2 separate regions of the Homo sapiens genome follow, and region 2 is linked to region 1. A link is a loop called in an ENCODE intact Hi-C map of the cell type or tissue named here. Cell type or tissue: gastrocnemius medialis. All regions are shown on one strand. Links, peaks and the distances in the headings refer to the core of each region. The heading gives the core; the rest is flanking DNA.

Evidence for each region. Hi-C counts contacts between places; a loop is a spot of excess contacts. Peaks named below come from ENCODE experiments on the same cell type or tissue, not always from the same donor. Only the 100,000 strongest peaks of a DNase experiment are listed, where the experiment ranks them.
Region 2: a loop joins it to region 1, with 2.3 times the contacts of the local background. A loop is called at or near these places in 3 of 110 quality-filtered maps.

What each region holds. Positions count from the first base shown.
Region 1 is chr1:212,233,355-212,236,269 of GRCh38, reverse strand. The region is part of intron 2 of LINC02608 (long intergenic non-protein coding RNA 2608); the gene reads left to right. Among named protein-coding and RNA genes, the nearest start is that of LINC02608, 50 kb to the left of the region's middle. In gastrocnemius medialis, for the core only: no CTCF peak of the experiment used is centred there; a DNase peak (open chromatin) is centred at 1,439; H3K27ac peaks cover 2,500 bases.
Region 2 is chr1:212,117,946-212,120,860 of GRCh38, reverse strand. No RefSeq gene overlaps it. Among named protein-coding and RNA genes, the nearest start is that of MIR3122, 42 kb to the right of the region's middle. In gastrocnemius medialis, for the core only: no CTCF peak of the experiment used is centred there; a DNase peak (open chromatin) is centred at 1,280; H3K27ac peaks cover 2,272 bases.

The DNA.
Region 1 (2,915 bases), core at 169-2,668:
GTGTTAACAGACTTGTAAGGAGTTTTATATGAGCACCCAAACCAAAAACTACCAGTGCCTGCAGGGATCCAGAAACCTCACCAAGGAGGATGCCCAGGGAAGGAACTGAGGCCTAGGGAAGCTGCAGGCCTGGGAGGTTACATGGTTTCTCCACTGAAGGCAGGCAGCGCTGGTTTTGCAACCTGACTTTCCCCTTGCTAGCGTGGGACTACAACCAGTGACACACCCTGGCATTCCCAGCCTTTATTTTCATTGTGCAGCTGTCTGATTGGGTGGGTCCCTACACTAAAATGGAAAAGATAACGACTACAAAATTGAATTACACCGTAGACAGATTCTTTATTACCACCACCAAGCACTCACTGATTACCCAGCTCCTTTTAGATTGAGCGAGTTTGACCAATGGAGTGGAGGCATATACTAAGCTCAGCATCTCTGGGTCCCTCCCCACTGTAGCTAAGTTCCCAGCCATGGTACTGTTGAGGCCCTAAGTTCCCAGGGTGAAGATCTGACTATGACACCAACAGGCAAATCAGGACAACAATCATCTTAGTCCCACACCAGTTTCTCAACAGAAGCTAACAACTTACATTGATTAAATGTCGGCTAAGCATCAGGCACTCTGATGAGTGCTATATATACATTGTATATATACAATGAATCAGGTACATTATTATGTCTATTTCTTTTTTTTCGTTCTTTCTTTCTTTTTTTTTTTTTTTTTTTTTGAGACAGAGTTTTGCTCTTGTTGCCCAAGCTGGAGTACAATGGCTCAATCTCGGCTCACTGCAACCTCTGCCTCCCGGGTTCAAGCAAGTCTCCTGCCTCAGCCTCCCAAGTAGCTGGGATTAACAGGTGCGTGCCACCACATCTGGCTAATTTTTGTATTTTTCGTAGAGACAGGGTTTCACCATGTTGGCCAGGCTAGTCTCGAACTCCTGAGCTCAGGTGATCCACCTGCCTTGGCCTCCCAAAGTGCTGAGATTACAGGCGTGAGCCACCGCTCCTGGCCTATTATGCCTATTTCACAAATGAGGAAATTTTAAGAGATTAGGTCACTTGCCCAAGGTTGGCCCACTGAACCATGAACTCCAGGAGACTAAGGACTGCTTTATTTCTGATGCCTCCCTCACACCCAGAACGGTGCTAGACACAGGGAAGATGTTCAATTAAAAAAAATTCCTAAATGGATGAATGAACAAGTACTAAATGCTGAAGCAAAGAGGAATGTGTTCTCCAGAAAGAGAATGAGAAATATAAATGGACAAGCAGAGAGGAAGATATTCCGTAGGCTAACTAGAAGAGCTGTAATAATCTACAGCTCTTTTAACCTTCCCTTTATCCTTGTAGCTTTCCCATTGAGTGTTTTCAATGGGAAATGTCTAACTGCTCTGTGGGTGTACACCACGGCCAGTTGCTAATTTTGGAACACTTGTGAATCCTGGGCCCAGAGTCATGACCAATACTGGTGAGTCATACTCCCCATACAGAGCTCCCTACACACTGCCTGTCAGAAAAAAAAAAAAAAAAAAAAAAAGCAAAACAGAAGTTGCCATCTCATCCTTTGCTCTAGTTGCCTCATTTTACCTTCTGAAATGATGGAGGAAGTTCTGCTGAGGATGGGGTCAGGGTAACAGCAGACTTCTGAATAACTCTGCACCCCCAGAAACCTGCAAAGGACACAGGCCCTCTTGGTGGTCTCCTCCTGGATGCCTTGCTTTCTCCTGGAAGAGTCCTCCCTTCCACCCCGGATATCACTGTGAACCTGTAAGTGGCAGTACCTTCTTTCTAGTAGGCAATGTCTACTGTGCCATCCTAGGCAGGTATAATACATAAAATAACCTGTCACCTGGGACCATTAGCTTCTTTAACAAAGGACAAATTTCATTCCATACTGGAGAGAAAGGTTTTAAAATACAAGTGTCCTGGAGAGAGGAAACATGTTGACTTAAAGTCACACAAACGTGCAAAGACCTGACAGCAGTCCTTTCTGGGGCAGAAAGAAAGCAGAGAGCTCAGGGGGATAGAACCCTCGAACACGGACTATTGGGTACTTCAGATCCAACCTGTGGACTCTCATTCAGGTTGGGGGTTATTAATTTTTTTTTTTTTTGAGACGGAGTCTGGCTCCGTGATCTCAGCTCACTGCAAGCTCCGCCTCCCGGGTTCATGCCATTCTCCTGCCTCAGCCTCCCGAGTAGCTGGGACTACAGGCACCCGTCAACATGCCTGTCTAATTTTTTTGTATTTTTTAGTACAGATGGGGTTTCACTGTGTTAGCCAGGATGGTCTTGATCTCCTGACCTCGTGATCTGCCCGCCTCGGTCTCCCAAAGTGCTGCGATTACAGGCGTGAGCCACTGTGCCCAGGCCTATTGGGGGTTATGCAGGTTCCTTTGCTTGGCCATGGTAGATGGCTAAGTCTTTGCTTCCAAGTTCTTTTGACCATGAGACATGTAGAGCCAGGGAGGAAAGAGAAAATCCAAACCAGGTCACTGTTACCTGTGAATAACATCTTGATCGAGTTCTGAGAAGAGGAGTGATGATACTAAAGGTTAAGTGGAGGTTTTCACTCCTCTTCAGATTTTGACTTTTATAACTTTGCCATTCCTTTACTGTAGAGAACTGAGAAAGAATAGTATATGGGCATGTGAGGAGATTCCAGCTGCATAAGCAGATCATGAATGTTTCCAGTGCCAAGTCCTCAGCCAAGAGTGCCCCAGGAGTTTCATTCCTACTAACCAACCTGGGTAACACAGGCATAAGAACAGAGAGAGAAGTGGTGCTTTTAAAAATAGATCTGACTTAGTAGTCTTTAAATAACTAAGGATTATGATATGGGAGAGGGCTACTTTGCATCTCCATCTCTGCTGAGAGAAGAACTTGAAAAAATGGGCATGAAACTAAAGGGATTTG
Region 2 (2,915 bases), core at 243-2,742, 120 kb after region 1:
GGATTCCAATTCCTTTACTTATTTATTTATTTATTTTGAGACGGAGTTTCGCTCTTGTTGCCCAGGCTGGAGTGCAATGGCGCAATCTTGGCTCACCGCAACCTCTTACTCCTGGTTTTAATCAATTCTCCTGCCTCAGCCACCGGAGTAGCTGGGATTACAGGCATGCGCCACCACGCCTGGCTAATTCTGTATTTTTAGTAGAGACGGGGTTTTTCCATGTTGGTCTCGAACTCCCGACTGCAGGTGATCCACCTGCCTTGGCCTCCCAAAGTGTTGGGATTACAGGCGTGAGCCACTGTTTCTGGCCCCAATTCCTTTATTTCATAAGCATATTTAATATGAGAGAAATTGAATTCCTAAGAAAAAATCCCAAGGAATCAATAGGATATACTTTTAAAGAAAAAGGTGGGTCAGCATATAGGAAATTAAGATATTAATGGCTACTCACCTAGAGCCCAGACTTGGGGGATCTGGATGGGTCTAAGGAAGACTGGAGATTTAAGGGAACCAGATCTACTATCCAAGAGCCATGAGTATCCCCAGGGCTGAGTCTGGTTCTATCTGTTTAGCAGAAATTAACCCAAAGGCTGGTCTCAAAGGTTCTCAGGGCCAGTTAGCTCAAGTTTCCAGAGCACTGTGCTCAAAGGATCACAAGTTTGACCTTTGTGATTATGCGACAACTAATGTCACTCTGTTTTCACATTAGACTGAGCCCTAGCTGTAGCCAGGAGCATCACTGGGGACACATGGAGGACTGGCTGGGAGAGTGTGAGTGGCATCCCTGCCTTTGGAAACCAGCTCAAAGTCCACTCTAGCTCAAACTGCTCACTTTAACAAACACCTCAAGTTTGTGTGTGTTCCGCATGTCACCATCATTTTAGGTAATTTTCAAAGAACAAGTGAGCAGCGAAAGAATACAAGGCTCACTCCTAAGGGACTTCAGGCTGAGGCACTAGCCCAGCTGGGATGACCAATGAGATTGACTCCTTCAAGAAGTAAGAACTCCTTTAAGAAGTAAAGACTCCATTCTCCCTGTCTTCGGTGAAGTCACATAACTCGTCTTTCTCACAGGGCCTGCCTCTCTGGGCACCTCAGCCAGTGCCTGCAGGGCTGGTTATCCAAGCTCACACTGAGAGCTGTCGCTGAGTGTCAGGCACACAGAACCAGAGGGCTGGGCCTTTGACAGCAGCTCCAAAAATAAGGTGCCAGGCCCTGCTTCTCACTTTCCCCTTGTGCCCTGTGAGCTGCTGGCATTGCCTTTGGAGCCATTACTCAGCAGGCTGAATGTAGCAGAAATAGGATGCTGCTTTGACTCAGGAGCCCAGATTCTTTCTCGGGCTGAGTCCTGCAAGCCTGTCTCTTGCACTGCAGTGGAGGGCCCTGGCAGGGCTATGTGGGGACATAACCTGGCCTCTCACTCTCACTTCCTGGCAGGGCAGTAATCCAGGACAGCGTTTTGCTGCTAACTATCCCTGGGCTTTTGCAGGTGTCTCTGTGCCCCTGGGCTGTACAGCACCAGCTATCTGGTGAACACCCTTTCCTTACCTCCTCCATTCTTTTCACACACACTCCTTCCCCCTTCTCATCCTAAATGAAAACCTGGCCTGCCACCAGGCCCCATCTCTCTTCCTCAGGGTCAGAACAGGCTGACATTCTCCAACCTCCTGACCCCAGCTTCTCCAGACCCCGGCTTCCCCACCCTTCTTGGGCACATCATCCTGTTTTACTGCTGGCTCAGTCCACTCAACTGTTCGCTGGTGTCCAGCACATTCTCTTGCCCTCCTCAGTGGCTTAACACCTGCCTTGTAGCTTTCATGACAACTTCCTCTTCTGTCACCTGTTTTTTTACTTTTCTGGTATCTTAGCTTCACTATTGTTTTCTAAAACCTACAAATAACATCTGCCCAACCTGTCATTCACTGTAACAAATATACTTTGGACATGGGCATCAGAATGGCCCATATCATACCAAATTCTTACAACCCTACTCTGACCACAAACATCTTAGCTTCTTTCTACCTGTCTGCTTCAGGTAATTCTTCCTCACCTGCTCACCCTTCCCAGAATCTCTTGCACCCTCCACATCCAGCCTGGATCCCTTGGCCTGCCGTTTCCAGGGTGCCCATGGGTCCCGCATACTTTCACTCTTCCCTGGGTCGCCTGTGCTGACTTCCCACCTTGGGTAATCCCTACCTCAGTTTTCTTTGGCTCTGCTCCCAGATTGCTGAGTGCAGCTGAAAACGTACAAGCTCTCTGTGGTGTTGGAGCCTTCAACAACCCATTCCATTAAGACCATGTGTGTCTGACTGTCTTCCCCACCATTTGCACTTCAAGGTAGGGACTTTAGCACCCCCAGGATAATCATAAAAAGTTAAAATGTAGTACACGACTGACACTTGCCTAGGCACCTTACATATATAGTAATTTATTTAATCCTCCGATGACAACAGAGAAAGCACTGTTATCACCTTTCCTGTTTTTCAGTGAGGACACTGGGGCTCAGAGAAATGAAGTAACTTGCATAAGGTCACAGGATCAGTAGATAGCAGAGTCAAGATTATGGTATCTGGGTGACACATTTATACTGTTCTCTTCTTAAGAGCTCTGTGGAAAGTTTGCTGACTTTCATCAGAGCTTCTGCTGCAGCTAGCAATCTTTTAAATCATCCCCAGTTCACTCTTAATTGGACGTATGTATATTTCTTTTTTTTTCTTTTTTGAGATGGAGTCTTGCTCTGTCGCCCAGGCTGGAGTGCAGTGGGGTGATCTTGGCTCACTGCAACCTCTGCCTCCCGGGTTCAAGTGATTCTCCTGCCTCAGCCTCCTGAGTAGCTGGGATTACAGGTGCGCATCACCATGCCCGGCTAATTTTTGTATTTTTAGTAGAGACGGGGGTTTCACCATGTTGGCCAG